Regions from separate parts of the Homo sapiens genome. Here regions 2, 3, 4 and 5 are each linked to region 1. Evidence: chromatin contacts called from ENCODE Hi-C or POLR2A ChIA-PET data. All regions are on one chromosome and are shown on one strand. The core of a region is the stretch at or near the end of the contact, and the rest is flanking DNA. Distances in the headings are between cores, read along the strand shown.

What was found. A loop is a pair of places that touch in the nucleus more often than their neighbours do. ChIA-PET counts read pairs that join two places held with the same protein, here RNA polymerase II (POLR2A). Pooled maps may share reads with other maps.
Region 2: a pooled map shows a loop between it and region 1 (2.5-fold over the local background). The contact joins two enhancer-like sites. A Hi-C loop is called at or near these places in 2 of 50 pooled maps. POLR2A ChIA-PET finds 5 or more read pairs at or near these places in 2 of 52 experiments (HCT116 and PC-3).
Region 3: a loop to region 1 is called in a map of CD8-positive, alpha-beta T cell, with 4 times the contacts of the local background. The contact joins two enhancer-like sites. A Hi-C loop is called at or near these places in 2 of 168 maps with a recorded cell type or tissue (CD8-positive, alpha-beta T cell and endothelial cell of umbilical vein), 1 of 37 single-sample maps with no recorded cell type and 8 of 50 pooled maps. POLR2A ChIA-PET finds 5 or more read pairs at or near these places in 1 of 52 experiments (activated T-cell).
Region 4: a map of PC-3 shows a loop between it and region 1 (5-fold over the local background). The contact joins two enhancer-like sites. A Hi-C loop is called at or near these places in 5 of 168 maps with a recorded cell type or tissue (CD4-positive, alpha-beta memory T cell, PC-3, endothelial cell of umbilical vein and 1 more), 1 of 37 single-sample maps with no recorded cell type and 9 of 50 pooled maps. POLR2A ChIA-PET finds 5 or more read pairs at or near these places in 2 of 52 experiments (BJ and endothelial cell of umbilical vein).
Region 5: a loop to region 1 is called in a pooled map, with 4 times the contacts of the local background. The contact joins two enhancer-like sites. A Hi-C loop is called at or near these places in 1 of 37 single-sample maps with no recorded cell type and 8 of 50 pooled maps. POLR2A ChIA-PET finds 5 or more read pairs at or near these places in 1 of 52 experiments (activated T-cell).

What each region holds. Positions count from the first base shown.
Region 1 is chr15:52,480,795-52,483,494 of GRCh38, forward strand. All of the region lies in intron 1 of MYO5A (myosin VA), which reads right to left. Among named protein-coding and RNA genes, the nearest start is that of MYO5A, 47 kb to the right of the region's middle. RefSeq lists a silencer at 639-1,907 and an enhancer at 1,046-1,195. Within about 2 kb of position 1,262, at least 10 of the 41 ENCODE cell types and tissues checked have a DNase peak (open chromatin) inside an H3K27ac peak, as active enhancers do; they include endothelial cell of umbilical vein, where a contact is called at or near this core.
Region 2 is chr15:52,659,109-52,661,808 of GRCh38, forward strand. All of the region lies in intron 2 of ATOSA (atos homolog A), which reads right to left. Among named protein-coding and RNA genes, the nearest start is that of ATOSA, 19 kb to the right of the region's middle. RefSeq lists an enhancer at 1-164. Within about 2 kb of position 1,348, at least 2 of the 41 ENCODE cell types and tissues checked have a DNase peak (open chromatin) inside an H3K27ac peak, as active enhancers do.
Region 3 is chr15:52,255,792-52,258,581 of GRCh38, forward strand. MYO5C (myosin VC) reads right to left here. Exons shown (of 41, transcript NM_018728.4): 11 at 848-929. Among named protein-coding and RNA genes, the nearest start is that of MIR1266, 20 kb to the right of the region's middle. RefSeq lists an enhancer at 1,526-2,102. Within about 2 kb of position 1,525, at least 3 of the 41 ENCODE cell types and tissues checked have a DNase peak (open chromatin) inside an H3K27ac peak, as active enhancers do.
Region 4 is chr15:52,729,083-52,731,782 of GRCh38, forward strand. No RefSeq gene overlaps it. Among named protein-coding and RNA genes, the nearest start is that of ATOSA, 51 kb to the left of the region's middle. Within about 2 kb of position 1,254, at least 5 of the 41 ENCODE cell types and tissues checked have a DNase peak (open chromatin) inside an H3K27ac peak, as active enhancers do; they include endothelial cell of umbilical vein, where a contact is called at or near this core.
Region 5 is chr15:52,330,347-52,333,189 of GRCh38, forward strand. It overlaps MYO5A (myosin VA), which reads right to left. Exons shown (of 42, transcript NM_001382347.1): 35 at 7-153. Among named protein-coding and RNA genes, the nearest start is that of MYO5C, 36 kb to the left of the region's middle. RefSeq lists an enhancer at 1,402-1,531. Within about 2 kb of position 1,270, at least 4 of the 41 ENCODE cell types and tissues checked have a DNase peak (open chromatin) inside an H3K27ac peak, as active enhancers do.

The DNA.
Region 1 (2,700 bases), core at 12-2,511:
CCTCCAGCACAGTCAAAATCTACAGTGCTACAAAGTGCCAAACCATAGCTTCCTTACATATAGCTAAATCCATTTACCCAAATGCAGTCATTCATTTAACAAGTACTTACTGAGTACCAACAGGCACAGGTCTAGTCCTGGGATACAGCATTGCACTTGCAGCTGGATTCATGGTTGGGTTCCCTTATGCCTACCCATCTAAGATACCAGATTCTTTGCTAGAGCCATGGCATTTGGTAGTGCACTGGACCACACTATATGTAGGTATTATGAGTCTTCATAATCATGTCTACTGCCTGACTTTGGAGGTTAGAACTAGCATTATTAGGTGCAAGCACATTTATCTGCATTGCCAAAATCCCAGTCAGCACCGGTGCAGTAAAAAACAGATGGTGTGCCTGTAACTCATGATTGACACATTGCTGCAACAGATGCTAGGTATGTCCTTGCTGAAGATCTAAGCAAATGGTCTCTAGGAATGAAAAACAGATTTTAATGCAAACAAAGATTGCCTAGAGATTCTATAAGATTTTCTATTTTACTTTATACCCTAACTAATTCTGTTTGGTTCCACAAGTATTTAGTATGTGTATATTCTATTTCATACACTGTTCTAAGAATTGCAGAAACAAAAATGGGTAAGATGTTTTCCCTTCCCTCAAAGTTCTGCTGATGAGATGGACACACACAGACACTGTCAATATGACACACAAAGTTCTGTGATGGAGGAATGTACAAGGTGCCATGGGAGCCCAGTGGAGTTTGCAAACCTCACCCAACTTGTGCAAAGAAAAATAGAGTACATGGTAACTTCCTAAAGGAGGGGGACATGGATTTGGGCTAGAAGGACAAATAGGAGTTAACCAAGCAAATGAACAAATTCATGTTCCAGACATGAATGAAGACATAAAGATGTGGAACAGGATAAAATACACATGAGGAATAACAAGTAGTTTAGAATCACTGTAGCAAGAAATGAGAGGCCAGAGAGATTCCCAGGGCTCAGATCATAAAAGGACTGGAACATAGTAGTACTCAGTAAATACTTGATGAAAGAATTGGCTAGAGCTTTCATGAAGGAAAAGGTATAAGTATGTGGTTATGCATGTTGGACAAATTTTGTATGTCCATTTTGTTAGTAGAAACAGGATATAATCAGTATTATTCTACATCAGTAGAATTATAAGAACATGATTCAGTCAGCAAGAACTTGGCTCACTCAGCATGATAACTGGAGACTCAGGCATAATAAAGAGGAAGTGGCTAGGCAGTTTTTATATTCTTGTGACCACAAGAGAGAGAAGAGCTAGAGTGGTATCTGCACAGACACAGGCAAAGATCATACGGAGAAAGATGAAAGAGGCATGCACGGGGTCTGTGAGCTTGAGAACTTCCTGGATATAGCAACCATCTCTTTTCTCCTATAGGCCATCTCTTTTTTTCGTTTAACATAAATAAACCAAGTATCTGTGACTCTACCTGACCTTCTTCATGGCATCATGTGGAAGAAACCCTGATCCAGAAGGGAATAGAACTCATATTCCTGGTAGTTGTTTTTTGTGAGTGGGCTTGGGCCCTTTGCTGCTGCTGAAGAGGGAAGAGGATAGCCAGAGCTGGGAAAAAGAGGAGTCAACATGATCCATACTCTAACAACTCCATGTTGAACATATTGAAACACACAGGAATCCTGGGCCAGAGTAGATTTCCAATAATTTTACAAAAACAGAAGCAATACAGACACCATAAGTACTGGCTATAAATTCTAAAAACTTTCATCACACATCAAAAACAACTCAACAAGGTGAAATTTATTCCATTTGATATCCCTAACATTAATTTCCTGTTCATAATTTTTTTTTTTAATAAAAGGTAAGACTGTGGAGGAGGGCAATCTGCTTAATTTTGCTGTGAACCTAAAATGGCTTTAAAAAAATTTTTTTAAGTGAATCCGGTCCATTAGTAGAGGAGTTGCGGCAGCTCAAGGCAAGGAGCCTGAGGCCCAGATTCCTAATTTCTTGGCCCTAAATAGTGACTCTATCCCCTGATGCCCCTGGACTACCAACCTGCCCGTGGCTCTTCCAGGTTTCTAAGGTCTCCTGTGATTAGGCTTCTATCATTGCAATGGACTGATACTCAAGCTCACTCAGGTGAAGGATGAGCAGGGCACACATATGAATACAGAGGAAACAACAGGATAAGGAACCAGAGAAGAGCTAAGTCACATAGAGGAAAAAACCGAAGCAAAGTGTTGGTTCCAAGGCAGGCCCTGGAAGCCCATGAGTAGGAATTGGTGGCTTTTCTGGTACACCACTGCTAATGGGGTCAGAACTGTCAATGTGTCTACACCACTCCTCTGGTTTATCTTTTCCATACTTGTTACAGAAATCCCCAAAACAGGACACCTAAATGGCTCACTTAAACATTGCTACTTCTGTTTAGACTGCCCTTTTGAGACCAGGCCACATCAAAAGGCCCTTACGAGTGAGCCATTTTCAGGTCAGGGCCTCCCCTTGTCCAATCAGCTTGGCTGGATCATTTGGTTTCTTAGCAGGGGCCCCAGGTCAACAGGGAGAGTGAGGGGTACAGTTACCCTTTGAAGGGACCGTGAGTATGGCAAGCACTGTGAATTAATTTATGATACACTGATGGTAGCAATGCCTTAGAAATTTCAGGAGTAGGGAAGAGAAAAAGTGACATCTG
Region 2 (2,700 bases), core at 98-2,597, 180 kb after region 1:
TCATAGGGTAACCTCAGCTTCTGATTCACCTGTTGCCCCAGGAAGAAAGGACTTTGTTTTTTGTTTCTTGTTTTTTTCAAACCACAAGTTTCTGAGGGCAGAGGCCATGTTAGTTCTTGCTCATCACAGTACTTCTAGCACATATGTGCCAGGCACATTGAAAGTGCTTGGTTATACTTGTTTCAGTGAACAAGAGAGGGAGAATGGTCCAGATGTCTAAGGTTTTACTATTTCTAACAGTTAAATTCTAAAATGTTGTCATATTTAACCAATATGACTATATAATCACAACTGTTTATTGCAGAAGGAAATATTCATAAGAATTCCTATCACTTTGAAAAAGAACATTTTGTCAAAATATGGGTGTTTGGTAGAAACATTTTAGAAATAGAGCATTTCTAAAACAAAATCCAAGTGTTTTGTACTAAATCAAAACAAGCATCCCATGTTGTCAATCCCTTGATTTCATACAAGGACCCATGTAAATTACAAAATATTAGATGCAATATCCTACAAAACACAGCTGGGGCAAATGAGCTATTTTAATCTATATTTAAGCTATCTAAGTACAGAATGAAATACCAGTTAATGAAAGACAAGACTTGAGTGCACTAGCAGAACAGTAAAATGACTATTAGGGTTATCATAAAATTCATTGCCCACTGAGGTGGGAGGTTTGCTTGAGGCCAGGAGTTCAAGACCATCTTGGCCAACATAGCAAGACCTGTCTCTAAAAAGAAAAAAATATATATTAAAAAAATAAAAAAGTAAAATTCATGATCCAAACAGTGGTAACACACTTAGAGTGAAAGGAGACCATTGTGAAATAGGATTGGACACAGGACAACAGGCATAAACCAGGATCATCCTATGTAGCATTTAACCCAGCCCATCAAAGTAGTTTGAACTTAATGGTACAGTTAGAGATATAAAACAGTTAAATATGTTAAATTTTTTAAGCGTGAATTTTGTATTTCATGAAACTCACTGATATAAGCCCAAAAATAAAATTATGATATCTTAGAACTTACATAGTAGTTGTTGAGCAAGCAACAGGCGCTTAATTTTTTATCAAGCATCTAATAAATACTAATTCTGTGCCAACCTGTGACAGGTATGAGGAAAACAGCTGGGAAGAAGTCAGATGTCATCACCACCCTTGAAGAACAATTATTCTAGTGAAGGAGACAGTATAATATGAAGAAATGAGGGAAGCACAAACTATCATATAGTACCTGGCCTTCTTTCAGTTCCTAAAGCATGCCAGACTCTTTCTAAATTCAGAACCTTTGCACATATACCTTTGGCCTGGGATGTTCTTTCCCCTTACACAGCTGGTGCCTTCTCATCCTCTGCTCATTTTCTCAGGGGCCTTACCTAACCAAAGAGGACTTCTCCTTGCTCTCACTTAGTCACTCTCTTAGCCTTCGTATATTTCCTTCAGCGCACTTGGAATGTGTTTATCTTACGCACTGAAGAAATGCTAATTTATTAACAATAACAACAGGCAAATTTATTGAGTATTTATTCAGAATCAAATACTATTTTCTTTTCTTTTTTGAGACAGAGTTTCGCTTTTTTTGCCTAGGCTGGAGTGCAATGGCTCGATGTTGGCTCACTGCAACATCCGCCTCCCGGGTTCAAGCAATTCTCCTGCCTCAGCCTCCTGAGGAGCTGGGATTACAAGCATGGGCCACCAATCCCAGCTAATTTTTTTATATTTTTAGTAGAGATGGGGTTTCTTCTTGTTGGTAAGGCTGGTCTCAAACTCCCAACCTCAGGTGATCCACCCGCCTTGGTCTCCCAAAGTACCGGGATTACAGGCGTGAGCCACTGTGCCTGGCCTAAATACTATTTTCTAAGCACCTTATATGGATTATCTCATTTCCTCATTACAGTAGCCCTTTAAGTAGGTATTATCACTAGCCTCATTTTTTACACATTGAAACTAAAGAAAAAAATTGTCCTCTATATTTCTAAATAATTAGTTTATACCATTTCCTGATTTAATTTGACAATTATCTCTAATTTCTTATTTCTTTATATCCATCTCTTTCTCAGCTTCCTAGTTTCAAGGATGAAATGTCTTATTTACTTTGAGTCTACTTATTACCATTCGACTTACTTCTAAGAGTATCTATGTATTACTTTGAGAACAATGTCAAAATATAATCACCTAGCCTGTTTCTTTCCAGTTTCCTGATAAAAGCCAGATGATCATTATTTCATTTCTGGTGCCAGAACCTAGAGGCAATTGTGCTCTGCTAGAGGCATGAAGTAATACAAAATACAGAAAATATTCCAGCAACTAGCAGGGAATTTGAGTTTTACTTTTTTAGTTGGACAGGTTGCTTTTCTCTGGGTCTTACATTTTCTCAACTGTAAAAATGAAAGAAACTCACACACTCTAAAGATCTTTCCAACTGTGGTTTCTAGTGACAGAGTGATTTTGTAATTTCAGAATAACAAAATTATTTTCACGCCCTCAGCTTTTTAAAGTGGATTTAATATGTACCACTGTGTAACCTGAATGTTGTTGTTTTGTTGTTGTTAGCAACTTAGAGTACCCTGGTAAATACCTCAATTCTGCACCATAAGCTACAACAAAAGGTACAGGCCATGGTTAGGCTACGACCTCCTGGACCACAGAAGTGTGCCTGCAGAACCAGCATTCAATCAACACAATAATTATTCAAAGGC
Region 3 (2,790 bases), core at 275-2,774, 220 kb before region 1:
ATTCATCTTTCTACCTCAGCACTTAACTTGGTACCTGGTATACACAGTATACACTCAAAAACGTCTTTTGAATAAACAAATCTTCCCAGTGGAAAAAAAAAATTGGAATCCATCTCCTGTCTGTTTCCATGGGATGATACATTTGATCTTATTGTTAGTTAGGAAGGTACCATATATGTCTTGTTCTAAATTAAGGTTGGAGAAACTCATTCCCATAATCCATTGGCCATCTGCTGTTTAGTGCTGCATGTGCCGAGATAAGCACTGGGCTGAGAGAGACAAAGAATGCCAGTCCTGGCCTCTCCAGGTGACCAAGTCTATTTGGAAACTTGCATGCAAATGATGATAATTCCATGTGACAGGCCTGCGATAAGGAAGCACATAGGAAGAGGCCAGGAGGTATCGCAGGAGGCTCTCAGGGAAGCTGGATCTCAAAACACAAGCTGGAGTTGGCCACGTGAAGATAAAGCAATGGGGAAATAACAGGAGCACGTGGGTTAAGGCAGAGAAAGCAGCAAGTGCAAAGACAGAGAGGCTCGAAAGAAAGTGGAGGCCTCAGGCAACCAACTAAATAGTTTTGTCTGGCTGCACAGAGGGTCTGTATCCAAGAAGGGCAGTGAGGCTCACACATTGGCAGGTGATTCAAAAAAGATGAAATAGATGAGAGGGTGTGATTTCAAGATTTGGCCACAAGGTGGTGCAGTGACCCAGCGTGAGGCTCCTTGCATAAAAATTTGCAACCTCAAGAAAGAAGAATGCCTCTTTCCACGAACACACACACACACACACACACACACGCGCGCGCGCGCGGCTGAGAACTAGTCAAGAAGGCAGAAAGGTCACCTACCATGTTAAACTGTTGTTGCAGTTTTTCATTAGCGTAATTGATGCAAAATTGTTCAAAGCTGTTCACATCAAAGGTTTCAAAACTGAAATACAATTTAAACAAGTTAAAATATAACCTGAAGCAAGACATATGCATTTGTTTATAGATATTTTTTGACACTTAAAAGCTTAAACGTTTGCTATGTCTTCTACAAGTTTTAAATACCCCTCAAAGCTTCTGGTTTTAATGATATCCTAGTAGTCAGTTTATAAATAACCCTTTTCCTGGTTGTCCCCCGGAAGAAATCTGGTAGGTATAAAACACCTACCTCAAGCCAGGCATTAAAATAAGCATGTCACCATATGGTGTAGTCCGCACAACAACAGTGATATTGGCAATTATTATTCTGACTTTATAGGTCAGAAAATAAGCCCGAGAGGTTAAGAAACTTGCCAAAGGTCACACAGCTTGTGTCAGAACTTAGCTGCGAAGCTGCCTGACTGTGATGCCTGTGCCTCCAATGAGAAGGCAATGTGGTTTCCTATTCTCTCCTTGTCTGTTGAGGGGAGGAGCAGCACAACTGCAGCACAATTTTGCCTCCCTAAGGGGTGCTTTCATAGCTCCTAGAGGAAAAGGGCAAAGTCATTTCATATCCTACAGCCCAGCACACCCCATCAGGGACGAGACAGACATGGCTGGCTTCCATATTCAGACTTTCATCAGCTGCCTCTGCAGTTGCCTTGGAGTTGCAAGCTCAAGAACTGAGAGGAGCCCTTGGGGAGGCAGCTGCTACTCAGCTCCTGCCGGATGTAGCCATGGATGAATGCGGCCCAGGATGTTAGATTAATTGATTCTTAAGAAAAGTCAGAAAACTGGGACTTTTAAGTGAATAATCCCACTCTGCAAAACGTGGGCCGAACAAAACAGAGGCACCAAATTTACCACCTGGCCAGATGAGCTCCTGCTGGAAGGCAGCTTGCTGAGCACTTTTAAGGTGTCAGCATTTATGCACGTCACCTCCTATAACCCTAACACAGCCCTATGTGAAGGGCTCCTGTGACTCCACTGTCACACACGAGGGTCAGAGAAGGAGTGACCATGGTGAGGACCAACAGCCAGCAAGTGGTGCCAGAAATGCAATTCGACCCCAGTGCTTGGTGCCTCCAAAGCTTTGTTCTTAATCGCTCTAATCCTGAGAGGTTCCTGCCGGCTCCTATCACAGGTCCCCTGGGAGTCTCACTTGACTGAGCTGGTTTGGCTCAATCTGGAATTCCTGGGCAGGGTAAGAACCTGGACTGTCCTCTAGACAGCTCCAGGGTGATTCATAGCAGCTCTGACAGCCCCATTCCACACGCAGCCTTGGTGGCTCAGAGATTCGGAGGCTGGTCTGCTCATGGAAGCAAGGCCAGGGCTGGGCCTGGGGGAAGATTAAAAAGGGTCTCACTGAGCTCTGCAGCTCACAGCTGGGGCCAAGGGCAGGGCTTTCTAGAACCTGGCAAAATGTCAAACATCAATGCATTATTTTGGGGCACAAAAATCTGAAGTTTAGGACCCATGGAAAGACCTAGATCTGTGACTTAAAATGCTAGAGGCACATTGGCTATGAAAACACTTCACACTGGAACCATGCTTATGGTTTTCAAGGTACCTGCATAATTTCTTCCATCATATGTTCAAAATCACCCTGCAAGAGAGGCCCCATCTTGTAGATGCAGAAACTAAGGCTTGGAGAGGTTCTGTGACTTTCTTGAGGTCACGTAACTGGTATGCTACGGAGCTCATTCCCAGGGGTCTGACCCCCAGACCCAGGTTTTTCCAACTCTGGGTCCAAAGAACATAAATACACGACAGGCTGGGGAGTCACCAGCCTTCATTCACTCTCAGCTTAGACCTTGAAGCTCACAGCTTCAGCTTTACTGGCTTTCAAAGATGCTAAGTCTTCCTTTGAGGCTTCCTTATTTCCA
Region 4 (2,700 bases), core at 4-2,503, 250 kb after region 1:
GTGACTCATTTGCAGTCTATTTTGTAATGGTTTCCAGATTCCTCTTCCAATTAAAAAGCAGGCCAGAAGAACCAAGATTGTTTAGTTAAGTCTGTTTGGTAATAGGTTTTAGACCGTAACTACATAAAGTCACTTACAATAAGGGATCAGAGTCTGTAAATGAATTCTGATTTTAAAAATTAGTGAGATTTCAGGGTTCTGCAATTAATTGGGTCATTTCATTTTGCTGAAGAAATAAAAAGGAATGAAGTGCAAAACAAATATTTAATGGTCATATAGCCACATGGTCATAATAATTTTATTATATTAGGATTTCTTTCTTTTCTCTCTCTCTTCTCTCTTTTTTTTTTTTTTGAGGTGGAGTCTCACTCTGTTGCCAGGCTGGAGTGCAGTGGCGTGATCTCAGCTCACTGCAACCTCTGCCTCCCGGGTTCAAGTGATTCTTGGGGTTTCATTTTTAAAAAGCTAATACATGAATCCCAGTCAGGAAGAAGAGGGACGATGAATAGTTAGGAAGCTGAAGGGGTAGAAAGAGGAGAATGGAGATGTAAAATGCAGAGACCGCAGCAGAGAGGAGTTGGCTTCCAAGGCTACCTTTTTTGAGGTGACTCAGAAATCTGGAAGTAGCCCTCCTCCCTTCCAGCCCCAAAGGGCTTCTTGAGGGGTTCCAACAAGCATTTGGAGTCTGGACAGCTATAAACTGTATATTACCCTGTCCCTGCCTTGCAACTAGGTGTATTCTATATCCATGATACAAGAGAAGCCCATTCTTCATTGACTGAGAGACTGCTAGGAGGTCAGGATTGTTCTTAGACCAGTTTGAACCCCAAAAACCTAAACTGAATTTGATTTAGATTCTTGAATAGGCTCCAGTTTCTGAAAGGATCACATAGCCTTGTAATCAGAATGCTGGTGGTTTCCGAAGCTGTTGCCTTTCTTTTTTAACCAAACTCACCACCTGCTTAAATTTAGCCTTCTTTTCTCTTTATGGAAGGGACAGTTATCTCCAAATGGGTCTAAACTCAAGTTACTTTCTAGCCCAGCAGTTGCTCAGCTGGTAGCTTGTGGGGATATATTTATTTAAGTGAAGTGTCTGCATCCTCTTCTGTTAATCAATTCTGGAAATCAACATCTCTCCACTCCTTCTTTTGGTGAGAGAAAAATCCACCCTCCCCAAATCTGCAAAGACTCTGCATAGCACACATGCTTCAACTTTTGTCCTCTTCTCACAGATGGCATGATCCATTTCCTGTTGACTTGGTTTGTCTCACGCACGTGCCATTAGATCTAATGACTAACGCATGCCACCTTCTGAAGAGAACCTAAATAACCTTCCTGTAATTCTAGTTCTTTTGTAATAGACCCAAATCTGGTTTCTCTTCCTGGTCTACTTAAGGCAAATGCTATGGAGGTAATTTTTCTATCCCCTTGCCAAAGGATGTGAGGGTAAGGTTAGCGACCCACTGCTGCACTGCACTTCTGCTTCAGAAGCAAAAGAAAGACAATAGCCAAAGGGTTACTGGAGAAGCATAATAAATAGTTTTCACTTATTACAGCTTTTATGGTCCAATTCTCCAAGGTGCATAAAACCAGCACATTGAGATAGGGCAAATGAGTCTAAGTGTTATATCGTGGCTTTCTTGTCTCATAGTACACCCCGGAGAATACCTGAAACCCTGCGTTAGCCAACACCAAGGTTAAAAATACCTCTCTCTCCTCTGGCTGGGGGAGAGAGCAGGTTTCACCTTGTCGAGGGACAGTGAAGGCCATAGCCGCACTTTCTTGACTAGGACATTCTCTTGCTGGAGACCTGCCTAAATACAAGTATAGCCCACCATAGAATTTCTCCCAGAAACATGGTCGGCTCCGTCTTGAGCTGTCATCATAACTTCAGAAGAGTTGGGAAGGGCTTTCTTCTAGCAAAAACTACCTCCTCTACCTTAATAGCTAGAGAGTCAGCCACCTGAAATTCTTTTCCTTTTTTCCTTTAAAAAAAAAAAAAAAAGACAGACTCTTGCTATATTGCCCAGGGTGGTCTCGAACTCCTGCTTTCAAGTGATCTTCCCGCCTAGTCCTTCCAAAGTCCTGGGATTACAGATGTGAGCCACCCTACTTGGCCAGCCACCTGAAATTCTATCAGTGACAGATTCCTTTAGCTGAAGTCATGTTCAAATGTAATCCTCCCAAGAATGGTAACATTATACATCAATGCATTAAACAAAACAACCTGTGCTTATTGAAAAAGTCATATGTGCACACGGTAAAACAAAATTCAAATAGTACAAAAGGGTATATAGCTGGGCACAGTGACTCATGCCTGTAATCCCAGCAGTTGGGGAGGCTGAGGCAGGAGGATCACTTGAAGCTAGGAGTTCAAGACCAGGGCAAAAAACAAGGCCCCTGACTCTACAAAAAAAAAAAAATTAGCTCAGCATGGTGGCATGTGCCTATGGTCCCAGCGACTCAGGAGGCTGAAGTGAGCTATGACTCCACCACTGTACTCCAGCCTGTACCGTGGAGTGAGACCCTGTCTCTAAAGAAAAAAAAAAAAAAAGAGTATACATTAAAATTGGTCTTCTTCTTCCCCAGTATCCTCAGTACCCCAGTTATTCCCCATCTCGCCAACCCCCATCCCCCAGCAATCACACTTAGCAGCCTTATCTGGGCTTCCCGAAATATTCTGTACATATTCAGGCATAT
Region 5 (2,843 bases), core at 20-2,519, 150 kb before region 1:
ACTTGCCCAGAATCAGGTTCTTAACAAGTTTTTGCTCATCCTCCTTCTTGTATTCCAGCATCCCTTGGAAATCCTTTTCTTTCCTGGGAATGTTGACTGGTCGGATGGGTTCATCAATGATCTGTCCTGGGGATATGTTCTCCATCTGGCCCACTTTATGAGAAGTAAGAAAGGAGGAGAAAATGTTTTCCATATAAAAAACATGAGAGGTCTCCAAGTTCCTATAATTTTGAATGCATTCTACAACAACCGAAACTTGCCATATTTGCCACTTAATTGCCTTCTCTTAAAATAATTTTTTTCTGTTAAAATTGGGTGAACAGATGGCAAAATTATATGGTCATCTTACTCTGAAAGCCACTCCTGCCTAACTGTAAATTAACATCAAATAACCTTACATGACTCAAAACTTTTTTTTATGTAATAAGGCTTACTTTTTAATAAGATTAAATGTCCAAAAAGTAAGTGGTTTAACAGATTTGTTAATTAATTGATACTAATCAGAAATGGTTAAACATATTTTGACTTTAATTCACAGGAGGAACAATCAATATCCTACAAAGGGGCAGAAGGAGCAGAAACAATTCCCCCTTGCTCTTGGCTCAATGACTTTAGCCATTAAAAGCAAAAGAACATTTACTTTAAATGTATCATTACAATCAATTCAAAACACATACAGATAGCTGGTAGAAGAGTGTTTCTTCATACCACTTGGTCCAAAATGTATTATTTTTCACAAAGGCCTCATATGGCAAAGACCTAATTTTCTCCTGCCATCCTCATTCCCAGAGAAATCATGAACAGATAAACTATCTCTATGTAGTATGATTTCCTAAATGTTATTATTTTTTATTTCTTTTTAATATAATGTTAAAAATTCTACTTATAAAGTTGCAATCAATGAAGTACAACCACTGGTTTACAATGCTTTCAGATGTTAAAAATAGTCACTATTGTCAAGGGCAGCAGCTAGAGAATTATGCTAAAGGTTAAAAAAAAAAGTCTCCAATTTCATCTCAAAATTGAGACTTGAGTGGGAAATCCAACAAAAAGTAAAGGGACATATGAGTTACCACAGCCACTGTGGAGATACACGCTAGTAACCAGGTTTTTTATCCTTTTATCTACAGGGAGGGAGAGTGGTTAAGAGATTTGTTTAAGGGCAGATTAAGTTTGAGTTCTGAGATTGCTGTCAAACAAAATGCAGATCAGATGCAAAAACATTAGAAAGCTTAATATTGCTGACTCCACGAGGTGTCAGTAGTGCTTCTTGTGTCACTCTGGGTAATTTCCTGGGTTAGTTCTGAGAAGCCAGTCCCACAGGAAGAGGTTATCACAGAGAACATCAGTACCTGCCAGTGCTCTTGCTTATGTGGCATGGAGCCTGGTGACACACCGTCCACCTCATGCTGCAGCAGCACACACTGGGACTATCAGCGCTGAAAATCTGGTTTAGGTGAAGTCACCACCATCCAGCAACACTATGATATCTAAAGAGTGGTCAGATTGTGATTGGACAGATCAGGGCTACGGCCATCTCCCATAATCTAGTTTTTCATATGCATGATCCAGTATGAAAGCCACGGGACTAACTCTAAAGTATATTCTTCCATGCAAGAGAAAAGGAGACTCAAACTGTTTGGTTTTACATAATTTCTGGTGTCAGTTTAAACACAACACCACAAGGACCTCTGAAGCAGCACACAGTGGCCTCTACAGATCATAAACCTGCAGCTGCATGTAAAAAACAAAATTATAAAACCCCTGCCATCTATGCCACTAGTAACTTTTAAGCCGCATGTACAATTCCAAAAGGGGAAACTGGGAGAAAACAAGTTCAACATACTAGGTTTATCAATAAATGCACATATTTGGACTCCATGTAACCCAAAGAGCATATTTTAAACCCACTGATTTATCAAATCTATGATGCTATCGGTTATGAAATACAGTATTTTATGTAACACTAAAAAAATTGCCAACTAAACTATAACCCATCAACAATTGTAAGATACACCCCAATTTCAGAGATGTTGAAATGGGAAACACTGCATCTCAGAATTTGTGAAATACAATGGATATTTTTACTAAGAAAGTTTATGTTTTAAAAGGAAGCTTCACCTTCCTTTTGCAAAATCTCTAACCAGGATATTTTTGGTACTGTATAAAAATGTCAGATAGAATGTGCCATACTCTCACTAAAAACTTTCTCTCTGCCTCTGAATTCTCCCTAGGGACTTAAGTCTTTGCAAAGCTCACAAATGAAATTTAGATGTCAGTTCAACATAACCTTGATTGATTTTGCAATATTATCTACTAATTAAAATAAAATGTTGGCCGGGCACAGTGACTCACACCTATAATCAGAGCACTTTGGGAGGCCAAGGCAGGCAGATCACCTGAGTTCAGGAGTTCAAGACCACCCTGACCAACATGGAGAAACCCCATCTCTACTAAAAATACAAAAAATTAGCCGGGCATGGTGGTACATGCCTGTAATCCCAGCTACTTGGGAGGCTGAGGCAGGAGAATCGCTTGAACCTGGGAGGCAGAGGTTGCAGTGAGCCGAGATCACGCCACTGCACTGCAGCCTGAGTGATGAAAGCCAAACTCCATCTCAATAAATAAATAAATAAAGAGGCAACTAGCTAAGCCTTTTGCCCTTCCACCTTCTGCCATGTAAGAACACAGAGTTCGTCCCCTTCAGAGGATCCAGCAACAAGGCACCTGCCATCTCGGAAGCAGAAACCAGACCCTCTGAACTTGCCAGTGTCTTGACCCTTCAGAACTGTGAGAAATAAATTTCTGTTCTTTATAAATCACCCAGTCTCAAGTACTTTGTT